Regions from separate parts of the Homo sapiens genome. Here region 2 is linked to region 1. A link is a contact called in ENCODE Hi-C data. All regions are on one chromosome and are shown on one strand. Each heading gives the region's core, a stretch centred on a gene start or an enhancer-like site at or near the end of the contact. The rest is flanking DNA. Distances are from core to core; before and after follow the strand shown.

Region 1 (3,564 bases), core at 431-2,930:
ATACTTGAAACAAAAATATAATATTTACCAACTGTGACAAATGTTTCTTCTTCTGCCATTCCAGGATAGGAATCATAACAAAATTATTTAAATCACTTAATAAGGGAGTTCCATGTATTATTTGGAGGGTAACACACATACACACACATACACACACATCACACTATACAGATATACATATGAAGCTTCTTTTCTCTAGAAAATATCTACAATATGCTGGGAGTGGTGGCTCATGCCTGTAATCCCAACACTTTCGGAGGCCAAGATGGGAGAATAGAATAGCTTGAGTCCAGGAGTTTGAGACCAGCCTGGACAAGATGGTAAGACCCCGTTTCTACAAATAAAAAATCAGCCAGGCATCGCAGTGCATGCCTGTGGTTCCAGCTGCCCAGGAGGCTGAGGTAGGAGGATCCGTTGAGCACCACTGGTCGAGGCTTCAGTGAGCTATGATCGCGCCACTGTACTCCAGCCTGGGCAACAGAGTGAGACCCTGTCTCAAAATAAATACATAAATTGGAAAATCTCTACAATTTAACTTCTACTTTAAAATATCAAAAAGACTTTAGTGAATGCCCAGCTCTAAAAAGAAGCAATATACTGTACAGTTTCGTACTTCCTAGGGGGAAGAAAACAGCTGGGCAAACACACTAACAACGCTGTTAGAGTTGTGGGGCAGGGGTATATTAAAGTGACTTCATTAGATACCAGAAGATACAAGGGGCGCTGACTTCTTGTGAACATTCTTTCTTTCCTCAGACCAAACAAGTCAGTCATCTGAATCTTTTTTTTTTCATATCCTGTAGCTGTCAAACACTCTTCCTTGACATGAATCCAAAGCTGTAATTTTCTACATGAACCACTCGTTTTTCGGAGGAGGTGTGTGATTTTTGGTTTATGTTTTGTCTACATTCCTTGCAAACGCCCCTTCTGATGCAATGTTTCACAAAATACTTATTATACTGATCCCTAGTGGAGGAGGGAACAGTACACACACACACACACATAAACACACATACATACACGTGTGTGTATATCTATATCTATATCCATGTCTAAGCAGCTTTGGATTTTTAAACAGGTATTGTTAATTGATGGATAAATTTAATCAACCTCTGGGTCTCCATTCACAAGTACTGGCTGTGAGTTCCTCAAATATATATATAATTCTCAAATCTACTTTACTGCCTCAAATTTGGGCTCCTACATCCAACTCCCTGACATTTCCATCTGGATACTCAGGATCATCCAAAACTCAACATAACCAGGATTGAAATCATCATGATCTCTAAACTGCTCCCTGTCCTGCATTTTCGTGGCCAAACAAGTTTCTAACTTGGGAAATCCTTCTAAATTTCTCCCTCTCATCACCACTATACGCAATTACTGCTAACTAGGTGCTGCCAATTTTACCTCCTAGAATTCAGGACTTCCTCTATTCCTACCACCCTTGTCCTAATGCAGGTCTCCAATAACCTTGCCAGGATTCTGCAACAGCTTCCTCTCTGCCTCTAGTGCTCTCCCTCCCAAATATATCCTAAATTTGGTGCCAAATGGCTCCATCTAAAAGGCAAGTGGTGAGTTCATGCTCCAGTTTAAATTGTTTCTAAGGCTCCCTATGGGCTACAGGTACAAATGCAATGTTAGCTCTATTTCCATATCTTGGTATGACTAAGCATTTCCTCTGTGACTGCCAGTTTACCTTTTTACAGTCATCTCTGTTCAGCAACTCAATTGCATGCAGTTAATACCCAAACACTGCCCACCCCCAGTTGTTTCTCAGTCTGTGCCTGAGTTCACGTTGCCACCTCCTCCTGGAATCCTTTGCTAACACTCTGCTCACTCCTTAATTCCCTTCCCTCACTTTCTGCACTGCATAATCCCCTCCCAATTTCTCAAGCTCCATTAAGAAACCATTTTGGCTCTCTGCAGCTGAGTCCGTTGCCATTCTGTGCTCCTACCTCACTCTATACAACTATCTGCCACTATTTTTTAATTATCTGCTTCCATGTCAGTCTCCCTTGCTGGGATGTAACTCTTTTCTTCTTCATCTTTGTATATGTAGTGCCTGGCATACAATAAATGCTCAGTAAATGTCTGTTAGACTGTGGAACTGGAGCCACATCCTCCTGAGTTGCTGGGGCTGCCTATGCCTTGCCAGGTGCATGTGCATTCTTGCAGAAGGCACCCAGGGCTAAGAGTAAGCTGGATACAAGGAGAATTGTGTCTTCTGACCCCTCGCAAGCTCTAAAAACAATCTGGGACTTTAGAAGTTATATTTTCATGCACTTAACCAAACACAAATACCTAACTAGTTGATATCAGCAGAAGAAAGGAAGTTTAGAGAAAGAAAAATAGTAAGAGTTCAGGACCAAATGAAATATTCAGGTAAAAGGCTGATATGGAAAGATAAGGCTGGAATACTTGACCCTAACCTTGTAAGGCTGATTTTCATGATGCACAAATGGCTTGTGACTCTCAACAACTGCTTTGGTTATCTTTCAAAATGAGAGAGTGCAAAAACAAAATAATGAAGAAGTAATTGTTCTTCTTGTTAATTATACAAAAAAGGGGAAGAAAGGGAAGCAGATTCCAGTACCATTTCATTCAACTGACATTTCTAGAGTCTAGATGATAAAAATAGATTTGGACAATGACAACAGGCCCATTCCAAGGCAAAAGGCAGGATTGAGGAAGGGACAGGCTTTAATTACAGCAAGAGGAAGAGGGCAAGCAGGCAGGTGGAATTGTGGGAGCCAAGGCTCTACTGTGTGCCACAGTGAATTGTGCCTCCCTGTGAACCCCATTTCCCTTCTATGAGCGCTTGCCCCTAACACACAACCAGGGCACATGGAAGTACAAGCAGGATATCCACTAAGGCTGGGCAGTTGCTACTGGGCTCTTTCATGTATCAGAAATATAACTCCAAGGTTGGGAGGTAGGAATAAAAAACTGGGCAGAGTTTCTGAGCTCTAGGAATTTATAATTGAATGAACAAAGGACAATAATGCTATCTGGCCAAATTAATTGTCTGGCTACCATAAAGAACAGACAGAGAATACCTTGACTAAGAAATGGGTGGGGGATGGAAAGGAAGAGAGATGAAATTTCTACCATGTGTTTCATGAATAGTTTAAATAGAGAAATGAATATAAGTAAAAAATTAGTGAACATAATTTGTGCCAACAAGTGATTCCTTGTTTGTACTGAATTTCGTAAATGCAGCTGACTGTACTGTCTGCTCTCAAGTTCAAAGGGTTATTTATGTGCCATTCTGCAGGCAGGATAAAATGCAATACTTTAGAAGCCAAATTAAGAACATTTACTTAAGATTATGTACTACTTATATAGCTTCTAAAACGCTACAAAATTTAAAAGCTATAGAAAATTAAAATAAAGCTATAAAATGTACATCAGTTTTCAGGAGGAAAAGAGTAGAAATGAATATACCCAGACTTTGTAAGATAAATTGCTGGGTGCCGATGTGTTTTAGCATCATTTTTGTCTAATCAGTAACAAATCAATTTATGGTATGACTAGAAGGAAGAACTGAAAAGCAGCTGCATT
Region 2 (3,564 bases), core at 420-2,919, 320 kb before region 1:
TACTGAGCCCTGGTTATAAACAGGAACAGAGTACAGTTTCTGCTTTGGGGGTTCATGAGTCATGGGGTAAGAGATGTGAAAGCAAAGTTATTTTATACCTTAGACTTCAATATAAGCCTCCCAAATATTTGTTCATGGACTATCAGGTAAACATGACTACTTCCTGTCCTTTCTTTTCTTCCTGACTCCTTAGCTTGGGTCCCTAGTCTTTTGCTCCTCCCTCTCTCTCCCCTGCCCGCTTCAAGGCAAGAATTTAGTTTTACTTGTTTAAAAAATAGTGTGGACTGGGGAAGCAACTATAAAAGTGGAGTCTATATTCCTGTAAATTTCGGTCATCTGCTGAACTGGCTGTCATTCAGGGAGAAACATTGTGGATATAAAGACATGACCATTGTCAGATAAAGAATGAGTGAAGGTCATGGTTTAAAATGCTTATGATCGTTCCATTTTTAAATACCTCTTTTTAAAATCATTTTTTACATAACTGAGGCTAGTTTCTATTTTTAAAAGCTGCCAACTGAGAGTCCCAGTGAATATGACACTCAATGGGTTCTTTAAAAAGCAAAACCTAATTTAGCCCTTAGAAATCTTCATTTGAAATAACTGTCAAATAAGTCTTCTTTTTTCCAGGCAACTACTTTTGATCTTTGCTACTACAAATTCATGCTAAAGTTCACAGAAATAGTTAACATAGCTAAGTACCTCCGAAATATCGAAGTGGAAGTCCAGGGTTTTCCCAGGTAATTCCTTGGAAGCACTAGTCCACACTCGATGTATTTCTATTTTTGAGAGGTCACTGTGCTGGTATGAAGGTAAAACAAGGCTGGCTGACCGAGAAACTACCAGCTTCAAGATATTCAGAGCTTCTCTCCAGTGAACACTCTGCAGGAAATAAAACATTCAAGGGTTAAAAATAATTTAATTTTTTTAAAGCTAATGTATGTCAGAATGACCAGTGAGAAGCTAGTGACCAGTCAGAATTCACTGACTTAAAACAGCGCAGCAGGTTCCATGAGAAGTAAAAGGCAAATGACATAAAAAGACAATGTATATATAAAAGGAGCTATGTTTAGGAGACAAACAAAAAAGACCAATTTTGTCCATTTCAGCTAAATTAAATTCTTATTAATGAGGTACCATTATGGTAATGAGGCACCTCCTTAATTTGAGGGAAAAAAAAAAGCTCCCAATGCATTTTATGACACTGACTGTTCAGTTCACTCTTTCTTAAAGTTCTCCCCACCCTCCGGTTTCCAGTCTTCTTGGTCCTCCTTCTAGTTCTCTGGCTCCTCCTGCTCCATTTGCTTCCTGGGTACCTTGATCTCTGTCTTCAGCCCTCTTTTCTTCTCACTTCTTGTCTTCCTCATTACTTAACTCAGGAATCTGGAAGCCCTTCTTAACCCTTTCTTTCCCTCCCTCCTGGTAATCTGTTCCCTCCACGGCATTCCTGCTGGCACTGGCTCAGCGGCACCCTCTTGGGCCTTGCCTGGACTATCTCAATGGCCCCTTACTGGTGTCTTGGCTTGCAGCCCTTAAGTGCATCAGATCCAGCTAGAGTGATCTTCCTAGAACTCTTCAGACCAAGCCACTTCCCTGACTAAACTCCTTCACAGACTCCCTCTGGTGGACAGGGTGGAGTCCACACTCTTTGAGCATGGCCTGCAAGGGTCATCTCCCCCAGGCTGCTGCTGGAGTTCCCCAAACTTGGCAAGCCCTCTCAGCCTCTGTGCCTTTACTCATGCTATGCCCTCATCCTTGAATACATTTCCCCTCCTTATTGGCATGTCAAATTCCTACTCTTCATTTAAGACTCAGTTTTACCATCTTCGTTTCTCTGACAACCTCCAATCAGACTGTGTGCCGCTCCCATAAAAATATTAGAAACACAGATAAACAAATTTGATGAAAGTTGTTATTATTATTTTTTGCCTGGACTTTGCAGTCAAAGCACATGAAATAAAACATCTATTAAATTCTGCGCAAGGGAAGCCATGGTTTAAATGTGAAATAAGCTACTATTTGAGTTAAGATAAAAAGTATCAGACGTCGCCCGCAGGCCTAAGACAAAATGGACAGCCTCATTAAACAACAAAATGGGGCACACATTCGTAGAAAGGTGTCAACTGACCACCTGTCTCCTGTGAGTGAAGTGAGAAACTGTTAACTGACTGCCTACCCTATGTGGTGTAAGTATGATGCAGCAACGCCACTTGAAAAATGCTTGGAAGTCACTTTCAGCATCAAATAATTTCTGTAAGTAATTTGGTGAAGTAAAGATGGAAAGGAATGTCTAAAATTTATACGGTATATCTTCATCAATGAGCTTCCAGAGAGAACCTAGCATTTGCCCTTGAATCCTACAAGTTACAAAGTACATTCCAGAGAAGAAATAGACAAATACAATATAGAGAAAAGGATGTCTATGCTCTTGAGCTAGGCGCTCTCTACTTAACCCCATCGTGGCCCTGCACTACTCCCATGGCCTGGAGCCTCCCTGCTTTAGTCTGTGGTCATGTGTTTTAGATTAACTTCCAGGCTCTAGAAACTCGTCCTGGTGTGTTTGAGCTATCTTTCCATCTATCTATATTCCTATCTTCCTATTTATCACTGTTGGCCGGGTTGGAGTGCAGTGGTGTGATCACAGTTCACTGTAACCTCAACCTCCTGGGCTCAAGGGAAACTCTCTCCCCAGCCTCCTAAGTAGCTGGGACTATAGGTGTGCACCACCACACCTTGCTGATTTTTAAAATTTTTTTTATTTTTGTAGAGATGGGGTGTCACTTTGTTGCCCAGGCTGGTCTTGAACTCCTGGCCTCAAGCGATCCTCTTGCCTCAGCCTCCCAAAGTGCTGGGATTACAGGATAAGCCACTGCACCTGGCCTTGATATTTATTTTTATTTTCATTAAAATAAATTGTGTTTCTGGTCTTCTCAGAGTACGGCTTTAAGAATCAATCTGGGCTGGACGTGGTGGCTCATGCCTGTAATCCCAGCACTTTGGGAGGCCGAGGCGGTGGATCACGAGGTCAGGAGTTCGAGACCAGCCTGGCCAATATGGTGAAACCCTGTCTCTACTAAAAATACAAAAATTAGCCGGGCGTGGTGGCACACGCCTGTAGTCCCAGCTACTTGGGAGGTTGAGGCAGAAGGATCGCTTGAACCCGGGAGGTGGAGGTTGCAGTGAGCCGAGATTGTGCCACTGCACTCCAGCCTGGACAGAGCGAGACTCAGTTTTGAAAAAAAAAATCAATCTGTAGCTGTTTGGAGATGTCCAAGTATCCTGCCAGGGAGGCTGCCTGGTACAATAAAACAAAGACACTGGCTTTGGATCCAAATACCAGCTCCAGCCTTTACTAACTGAAATCTTGGAGCCAGTCTCTTGGTTTTAAAAATATACATAAAGACTGTTTATTATGGAAATATTAAAATATACACAGAAACCGAGAGACTAGTCTAATGAATCCCTTTGTACTATTCATCAACTATTCACATTTTGTCATCTTGTTTTATTTATCCCCTCAAACAAATGTTTTTTGTTTGTTTGTTGCAGTATTTTCAAGTATAT

Evidence for each region. Hi-C counts contacts between places; a loop is a spot of excess contacts on that map. Pooled maps may share reads with other maps.
Region 2: a map with no recorded cell type shows a loop between it and region 1 (2.0-fold over the local background). The contact joins two enhancer-like sites. A Hi-C loop is called at or near these places in 2 of 37 single-sample maps with no recorded cell type and 2 of 50 pooled maps.

Annotation. Positions count from the first base shown.
Region 1 is chr13:31,929,232-31,932,795 of GRCh38, reverse strand. It overlaps the pseudogene EEF1DP3. Among named protein-coding and RNA genes, the nearest start is that of FRY-AS1, 100 kb to the left of the region's middle. Within about 2 kb of position 1,680, at least 2 of the 41 ENCODE cell types and tissues checked have a DNase peak (open chromatin) inside an H3K27ac peak, as active enhancers do.
Region 2 is chr13:32,244,641-32,248,204 of GRCh38, reverse strand. FRY (FRY microtubule binding protein) reads right to left here. Exons shown (of 61, transcript NM_023037.3): 48 at 703-882. Among named protein-coding and RNA genes, the nearest start is that of ZAR1L, 69 kb to the left of the region's middle. Within about 2 kb of position 1,669, at least 4 of the 41 ENCODE cell types and tissues checked have a DNase peak (open chromatin) inside an H3K27ac peak, as active enhancers do.